Regions from separate parts of the Mus musculus genome. Here region 2 is linked to region 1. A link is a loop called in an ENCODE intact Hi-C map of the cell type or tissue named here. Cell type or tissue: heart. All regions are shown on one strand.

Region 1 (4,000 bases):
AACAACAACACTTAGAACTGATCCCACACTTCCTCCAAAGTTGCAATCTGGACCTGCTTCGAGCTTATTTTAAAGACAAGTCTCTGAGATAGGGCCAGCCAGTGCTACATAGACTGACTCGGAAAAACAAAAACATCACAAAAATCTTCCTATGTTGCCTCAGTTTATGAAAAAAACCTGCGTTACTCTATGACTTGTCGGTGGACACCAGTTAGTTTGTATCATTTTCTCATTGCCTCAACTACAACACATGTACTCCAGTGCGCACAATAATAGTATATAAAAAAACATACTCATACAATAATAGAGGACATTTTGTTACTGAAACATATGCTCCTTTAATCCTTACAAAAACTCTTGGAAAGGGCACCACTGTCTCAATCCCAGAAAAAACGGGTAACATGCCCATGGCCTCTGAGCTCTGAGAGGTTCCTTGGAGGTTAGGGTTCAAAAGCGGGTGAGGAAACTCTGCTGGGTCTTATCACACAGGTGGGAAAACCAGAAAAGGGGCTTCTCACAGGGGCGGCCTCTGGCTTAGCTCTTAAGATGTGCAGGCTGATTGACAGCCACGAAATGGAAACCCTCAAGAAAGTCACTGATTTCAAAGAATCAGAGGTCTAACCAACCAGCCAAGCAGGACTAACCGGGTTAAGGGAAGTCAAATTCTCGGTTATCTTAGAAGCGGGAAGTCGCTATTTAGCTCACGCGTGTTCTTGTCCTTTCCTGGCAATTGAGGTTGTTTTTTTCTGTTTGTTTGTTTGTTTGTTTTTCGAAACGAGGTTTCTCGGTGTATCCTGGAAACGCTGTAGACCAGGCAGGCCTCGAACTCAGAGATCCGCCTGCCTTTGCCTCCGGAGTGCTGGGATTAAAGGGTGCCCACCGCCCACCAGACAATTTTCATTTCCAATATGTGCCCAGACAACGCTGAGAAGAGCACTTTTATAATCAGTATCATGGAGAAAACCTGACGTTTTGCACCTAATTATAAACCCACAGACTTACAGCATCAACTAACTTAATATACTCAAATTAAATTTGGAGTTTCATACCATTACTCCAACAAATCCAATATATATATATAATTTTTTGGCCGTCAGTATTTGTTGCAGATTCTGCCAAGGTTTCAGATAACACAAGCAAGGATGCTCTTGCCCCAGGGTGGGCCGCTCGGTATATTCGCAGGGTTAGCCGAGACAAGGGGAATGACTGGCGGGCGCTGTCTACCCGCGTAAGACGGAACAGGGAATCGCCACGGGCCCAGGCCCCGGCACCTCTCACGCTGCCGCGCCGCCTCCCACGCAGACCCGCGGGCCGCCCCGACACACCGAAGAGCGCCCACTCACGTCGAGGGTCCTGCCTGCTCTTTCAGAGGGACCCGGGCCAGCCCGGCCGCGGAAGACGCCGAGCCGCCTACCTCAAACACGGTGCACTCGGACTGGAGTCCCGAGCGGACTCATCGACTCGCTCGGCCCGCAGCTGTGCGGCCTTCCCGCGCGCGTTGCTGATTGGCTGCGCCGCGGGGGCGGAGGCGGGGGCGGGACCAGGCCGCGCTCCTCTGCTCTGAAGTAAGGGCTTTTCAATTACCCAACCACCAGTTCAGTTCAGACGGTCGTGGCTAAAGGAGCCAAGTACGTCTAAATAAGTAAATAAGTAATAAGTAAATAAGGAAAGAAAAGAAAGAAAGAAAGAAAGAAAGAAAGAAAGAAAGAAAGAAAGAAAGAAAGAAAGAAAGAAAGAAAGAAAGAAAGAAAGAAAGAAAGAAAAAGAGAGAGAGAGAGAGAGAGAGAGAGAGAGAAAGAAAGAGGGGGGAGGGAGGGAGAGAAGGAGAGAGAGAGAGATAGAGAGAGAGATCTACTTCGAACATAACTTTCTAAGTGGAAGATAATGGTTAACTAGTACTATATATAGTGAGGGAGGCAAATGGGAGTTTGGACGTAAGGTTTGTTTTGTGTTTATCTTCAACTTCTGGCTTTGCAGTTTCCAAAGTGTCCAAAGAGGAACCCCACCCCAGAAATGAATACAAAAACTAACTGGCAATGAGACACTGTTAGTATTTAATTTGGTATTCTTGGGTATACATACATCATTTACAACTTTTTAAGATTTGTAGTCGTTTTAGATTTATTTCATATGTATGAGTGCTTTGCTTCATATAGTATGTGTTCCACGTGCGTGTCTAGTACATACAGGGGTCAGAAGAGGGGGTTGGATCCCCCTAGATAGGAAGTCCCAGATAATTGTGGCACCAACACGTATTTTCTTTTTAATTCTGATTGTGTTTCTGCATATGAATGCAGTTGCCAGCAGAGGTCAGAGCTGCAGTTGCCAGCAGAGCATCAGGTACCTGAGATGCAGAGTTATCGGTGATCTTGAGCCACAAAACTCGGTTGCTGGAAACCGAACTTGAGTTCTTTTAACAGCTAAGCCACTTCTCCAGCCCCATTGCTACTGTGGCTGGTAGCCTTTCAGATGTAGATGATAAGATCCTACTGCTGTAGCAACCATGTGTGTACAGAAGTCAAGATGGAACTGGACTGAATGCTTACTCTGGAAGGTTAGCTTTCATAACATAAGGATGCCTTATGGAAGAAGTCACCAGCAGTCTTGCCCTGCTGTGACCTTGTATGTTACCCGGCTGCCCTCCCAGGCAAGATGTACCCACATTTGCAATAGTGGCAAACTGTTAAGTGGGTAGCCATCTTCTTTCCAGCTTGATTTGAGGCCCACTCCATAGGAGGGGATTCATGTCCGGCACAGTAGACCTGATCAAATCTGCGTCTGGGAGGTCAATGCCCTAGGGGGGAAGCTACTGTTCTTTTGCTGACTAAATGTATCATACATATCAAGCAGCCTTCCAAATATTTATGTTTACCCAAACATTAGTACTGCCTTCAGCTTTGGGCAAAGAAGCTTCATTTTGCAGTAGTAGTGCTTAATACAGAGACTCATAACTGCTCAAAGTGCTGAGAATAAGTGGCTTGAATGCTCAGCCCTAAATGAAACATCTAACTTGCTCCTTCCAAAACTCAAAGAACATCATTTGGTGGGTTGGGGGGTGGGGGTGGTAATGGTAGAATCTGAGAGCCAGAGGAAGGGTAGAAAGGTAGGCGTGTTGTGGACTCTTGTCTCCCTGGCACGACATGAACTCACTAGTAGCTAAGAACTGTTACAAGGCAGTATCTGTCTTGACGTTGTGAACATGACATGTGAACATGGAACAGGGCTATGGGCAGTTAATGATTGCTTGAGGAGAGGAGGTATTTTCTTCAATGGTATAGCAACTAATTAAGTTGCCAATCTATACTGTAAATAACCTTTCACCTTTGCTCACGTAACCAACCCTAATTAAACTTATATTAGCTGAGTCTCCACTCTTCTTTTTAATAGCATGCATTAATTATAGATAATGGTTTCATCGTATTTTCATGTTTATAATGTATTTTGATCAAACCCACTTATTATAACCCTCTTTTGTCCCCTTCCCCCTCCTCCTGACCCACTTTCCACATCAGTTCTTGTACAGTCACATTTTATTTGTGTGACTCAATAGGTTTAATTATGGATGCTTACACATGAGCATGGATAAGGAGGAGAGATTATGAAGTTAAGGTTATCCTTGGATATAGGGATTTGGGGCCACCAAACTCCTTTATCCATCTTTATTGGTTATTTTCCTGTTGCTGTGATCAGAAGCTCTGACACAAGCATCTTAGGGGAGAGGGGCTTATTTGAGTTCAGAGTTCAGGGGAAGACTGGAAGTCATGAAGCAGGAATGTGACACAGCTAGTCACATTAGGTTCTTGATCCGAAAGTAGAGTGACAAAGGAATGCTAGTGCTCCACTTGCTCTCTCCCTTGTAGCCAGTCCAGTACACCAGTCCATGGGGTGAGGCTGCCCACAGTTAAGGTGGGCCTTCCTACCTCTGTGTCTTAGTCAGGGTTTCTATTCCTGCACAAACATCATGACCAAGAAGCAAGTTGGGGAGGAAAGGGTTTATTCA
Region 2 (4,000 bases), 62 kb after region 1:
AAGCAAAACCCTCCTTCCCCACATCACCACAACTGAAGCAAACCCTCTACTGAGAATGAGGAAACGCCTCCATTTTTCTCATAAGCCTTTTAAGGCCACTGTAATAAAAAAGGTCTTGAATCTAGAAATGTTAAAAAGATTACACAGAAAATGATAATACTCCCTCTCAGTGTTCCCCTCTGGTAAAAGGTAGTCAACAGATTCCTTAATATTTTCCAAAGCACTTGCAACTGAACTGATTTATTCAACATCACAGTCCACTCTCAGACTAAAACAACACCAGGCATTATCCCTATTTCACAGAATAAGAAAACAAGGTCAATGGTAGGATAAATATCTCTTCCAAGACTGTAATTACAGAAGCAAAGAGAAGCTTCCATCCAGGCAATCTGATTTTCAGGCAACTGACCTACCAAGGAAAATTGGACATTTTTCTTATTTTGACATATTTCTTATTTGCTTTTCAAACTGTAGCATATACTAAACAAGTCATACGGTGTCCATTCAATAACAAACTATTTGACAAACAGAAAGAAACTGCACAATTATGTAACTGCAAACACTGATTAGCACTCTTGCTCTCTTATGATACATTCCTACTACTGATTTTCACAAAAAAAAAAAAAAACCTAGAAAAGTGGCAAGGTGGGAAATAAGTTAAATCTCTCTCTCTCTCTCTCTCTCTCTCTCTCTCACACACACACACACACACACACACACTCAGTAATGGCAGCCCAATTCAAGTTCATGATCTGGTTGTTTGCCTTACATATACTGTTATGGATTATTTCCTTGTCTTTCCCATTTACGTGTTACTTTGTTGTTGGAAGCAATGTTCCTCCCCCTCCTCCAAACCTTAATGCACAATGATTCGTTATATCTCCCACCTAAATAAGACCTCCAGAATGTGCCATATAAAGAAAATTCGACTGCTAGGCGTTTCTCCTTTCTAGTAAAATGCTAACATAACATATGCCAACACTTGAGACCCCCCCCCAAAAAAAAGAAGTGGTATTATCTGTGAAAAAGATTTACAGCCCTTTTAAACCTGTATGTTAATTCCTGTGCCATTAACTTTTTATAGCATTCTATGAACTCTCTACAACAAAGGGGGGAAACTAAGTGTCAGGATTTCAACCGATGAATCTGGGTGGAACAAAGACTTCTCCTCTCATTATGCAGTGAGAACCAAGTTGCCAAAAAAAAAAAAAAAAAAAAAAAGCTCCCCTCAGACGACACCCTTCGTAGTTACTAGCTGCATGTCTGGATGTACAGGGGGGAAATCATCAGGTCAAATACTGCCGCTGCCTACTTGGTTCCTACCCCTTTGCCAAAGGCGTCGTCCCAGAGCTAGAGCCCCAATCTTTTTCTCCCCAATACAGCTAAGCAGCTTAACCCTCTGAGTTCCATAACCTCCGGTGTCTTACGCAGGCGTCCCCGGGAACAAATCACGTTCGAAATTCAGTCGATGCCCCTGTCCCCACCCTCCCAGACCCCACAGGACTGCTCCTAACAGCCACTGGCCTGGCGTCAGAAAGGGCAAACCCGGATCCCCCACAAACCCTCAACCCCGCCACTCCCTACCCATTCGCCGGCCAAGGCGAGCAGGGAAAGGGACCAGCGCGCAGCCCTCAGTCTCGCCCCAGCCCAATAGAGGGGCGAGGCAGATGCAGCCCAGTCAGCCCTCCTCGCGCCCCTCAGCAGCGGCGAGGTGGATACTCCATACCAGGGCGAGGGGCATCGCCCAGCCGCCCGAATCAGACTGGCAAGTAGGGGAAGGTGTGGTCCAGCAGTGGCGGCCTGGATAGATTGCCTGGCGGGTCCCAGGTCCTGTCCCCGAGACACCCGGGCCTCGCCCGCATCCCATCTTCTCGCAGTCGCCACCAAAGCCTACCCAAGACACTCCTCCCGGCTGCGAACGCCGCCCAAGGGGCTGTGGGGTCTGCGCCGCATCAGGCTAGTGACAGGTGGCGACGGGTGACCATGGCAACCCACGGTGCACGGCGGCCCGCCCCCGCCTCCTGGAATCCGCTCACCTGAGAGCTCCGGGCGGAGCCGGCAGAAGCGGTGGAGGAAAACGCGGAGGAGAGGCCGGCGGCCAGAGCCCCGAGACAGCCAATTCCAGTCTAAGGCGCGAGCGCGAGGGCGGCGGTCTGGGCTAAGCAGCCCGCACGTCAATCCATCAGCTCGTCAGCCGGTCCTGCTCGCGTCCGCCCCGATCCCGCCTCCGACCGCTCCGCTCCGCGGACTGCGGTTGTCAAGCGCCGCTGGAACGGAGCTCCAGCCGCCAGCTGCAGCCAATCACTGCTCGTCCCTGGAGCCGCCTCAGGACCCCTCCTCGCGAGGCGGCTAGGCAGGTGCCTGAGCAGAAGAGTCGGCTGGGCCAGCCCAGGAGGGTAGGGCGGGGCCTAGAGGCGGGGCCTAACACGGGGGCGGGCAGAATCTAAGACTGACGCCTGGAGGCTCCTGGCCCTCGCCTTCTCTGCTCTTATGGTTTAGGAGATGACTGTAAGGAGAATGTAGGCCCAGAACCTTCGGGTGACGCTATGTTATGTCCCAAAATAGCGTGGACAGGTGTGGTAGTTTGAATGAGAATTGCCCCCATACTCATGCATTTGAATGCTTGTCCCCAGTTACTGGACTGACAGGAAAAGATAAGGATAGCAGTTCTCAACGTATGGGTCCCAACACCTCCTAGGAGGGTAACATATCATATAATTTCAATTCATAGCAGTAACCAACTGGTCTGAAGTAGCAACGAAAATAATTTTATGGCTGGGGGTGAGGAGGCCACCAAAAGATGAGCAACTGTATTAAAGAGTCGCAGCATTAGGAAGGTTGAGAACCACTGGATTAGGTGTGAACAAGTTGGAAGAGATGTCACTGAGGGTGGTCTTGGAGGTTTCAAGAGCCAGTCCTTTCTGGCTTTTTTTTTTTTTTGTAAGATTTATTTATTATATGTAAGTACACTGTAGCTGTCGCCAGACACCCCAGAAGAGGGCATCAGATCTCACTATGGATGGTTGTGAGCCACCATGTGGTTGTCAGGATTTGAACTCAGGACCTCCAAATAGAGCAGTCAGTGTTCTTAACCGCTGAGCCATCTCTCCAGTCCCAAGCCAGCCTTTTCTTCGTTTTATGTCTGGTGCTTGTGGATCACGTGTAAGCTGTTAGCAACTGCTCCAGCATCAGGCCTCCCTGTCTGCTGGCACATTCACTGCCAAGACCGTCATGAACTAACCCTCTGGAACCCTGAGCTAAAAATTAAATGCTGTCTTTTATAAGTTGCCTTGGTCGTGGTGTTTCATCACATCAATAAAAAAAGTAGCTAGGACAACCTGTCTGACACTTCCAAATGTCTTCTGTGCACTGGGTTTGACTCTTAATTCTACTCCAACGATTAACTAATAAAGCTTAAGTGAAATAAATACTCCTTCCTTGCCCTTTTCCGTACTCCATCTCCCTCCATGAAAACCATCCCCTTCCAGGCTCTCCATGTGTAAAGCTAATCCTATCTTGAAGCACTTAACAAGGCTGCTGTTTTGAACTGCCCTTTTATTTACAGTAGTAACCTCACTCCTACACATTTGTGTAGTAGTATTCCCCCAGATACGTACTGCTCAAGGAGCTGAACCTCCAGGAACCTTAGCATAAAGAATCCAGAACTCAGGAGGCAGAGGTAGACTTATGAGAGATTTACCTGGCCTGGTTTACATAATGAGTTCCAGCCAGCAAAGGCTGGGACCTCAAAAACAAACAGACAAAAAATCCAGTTCAAGATAAATGGCCAGGTGAGTCACAGCATTGTGTATGCACATAACATATCCAATAAATAAATACAATACTTTAAAGACCAAGTATGTTGGTGCATGCCTGTAATTCCAGCAGGATAAAGAGTATTGCAGATTGGAGGCCAGTCTGAGCCCAGCTACATAGTAAGAGTCTGTCTCAAAATAAGATGGGACTGCAGAGATGGGTCTGTGGTTAGTGCTTGCCATGC

The links. Hi-C counts contacts between places; a loop is a spot of excess contacts. Peaks named below come from ENCODE experiments on the same cell type or tissue, not always from the same donor. Only the 100,000 strongest peaks of a DNase experiment are listed, where the experiment ranks them.
Region 2: it touches region 1 in a loop (2.7-fold over the local background); 2 of 42 quality-filtered maps call a loop at or near these places.

What each region holds. Positions count from the first base shown.
Region 1 is chr3:108,651,395-108,655,394 of GRCm38, reverse strand. Clcc1 (chloride channel CLIC-like 1) reads right to left here and starts at 1,482. Exons shown (of 12, transcript NM_145543.2): 1 at 1,415-1,482. In heart, a CTCF peak has its summit at 2,297 (motif pointing right); a DNase peak (open chromatin) is centred at 1,494; H3K4me3 peaks cover 2,147 bases; H3K27ac peaks cover 984 bases.
Region 2 is chr3:108,589,634-108,593,633 of GRCm38, reverse strand. It overlaps Wdr47 (WD repeat domain 47), which reads right to left and starts at 2,356. Exons shown (of 15, transcript NM_181400.3): 1 at 2,037-2,356. In heart, a CTCF peak has its summit at 2,470; a DNase peak (open chromatin) is centred at 2,343; H3K4me3 peaks cover 1,760 bases; H3K27ac peaks cover 1,397 bases.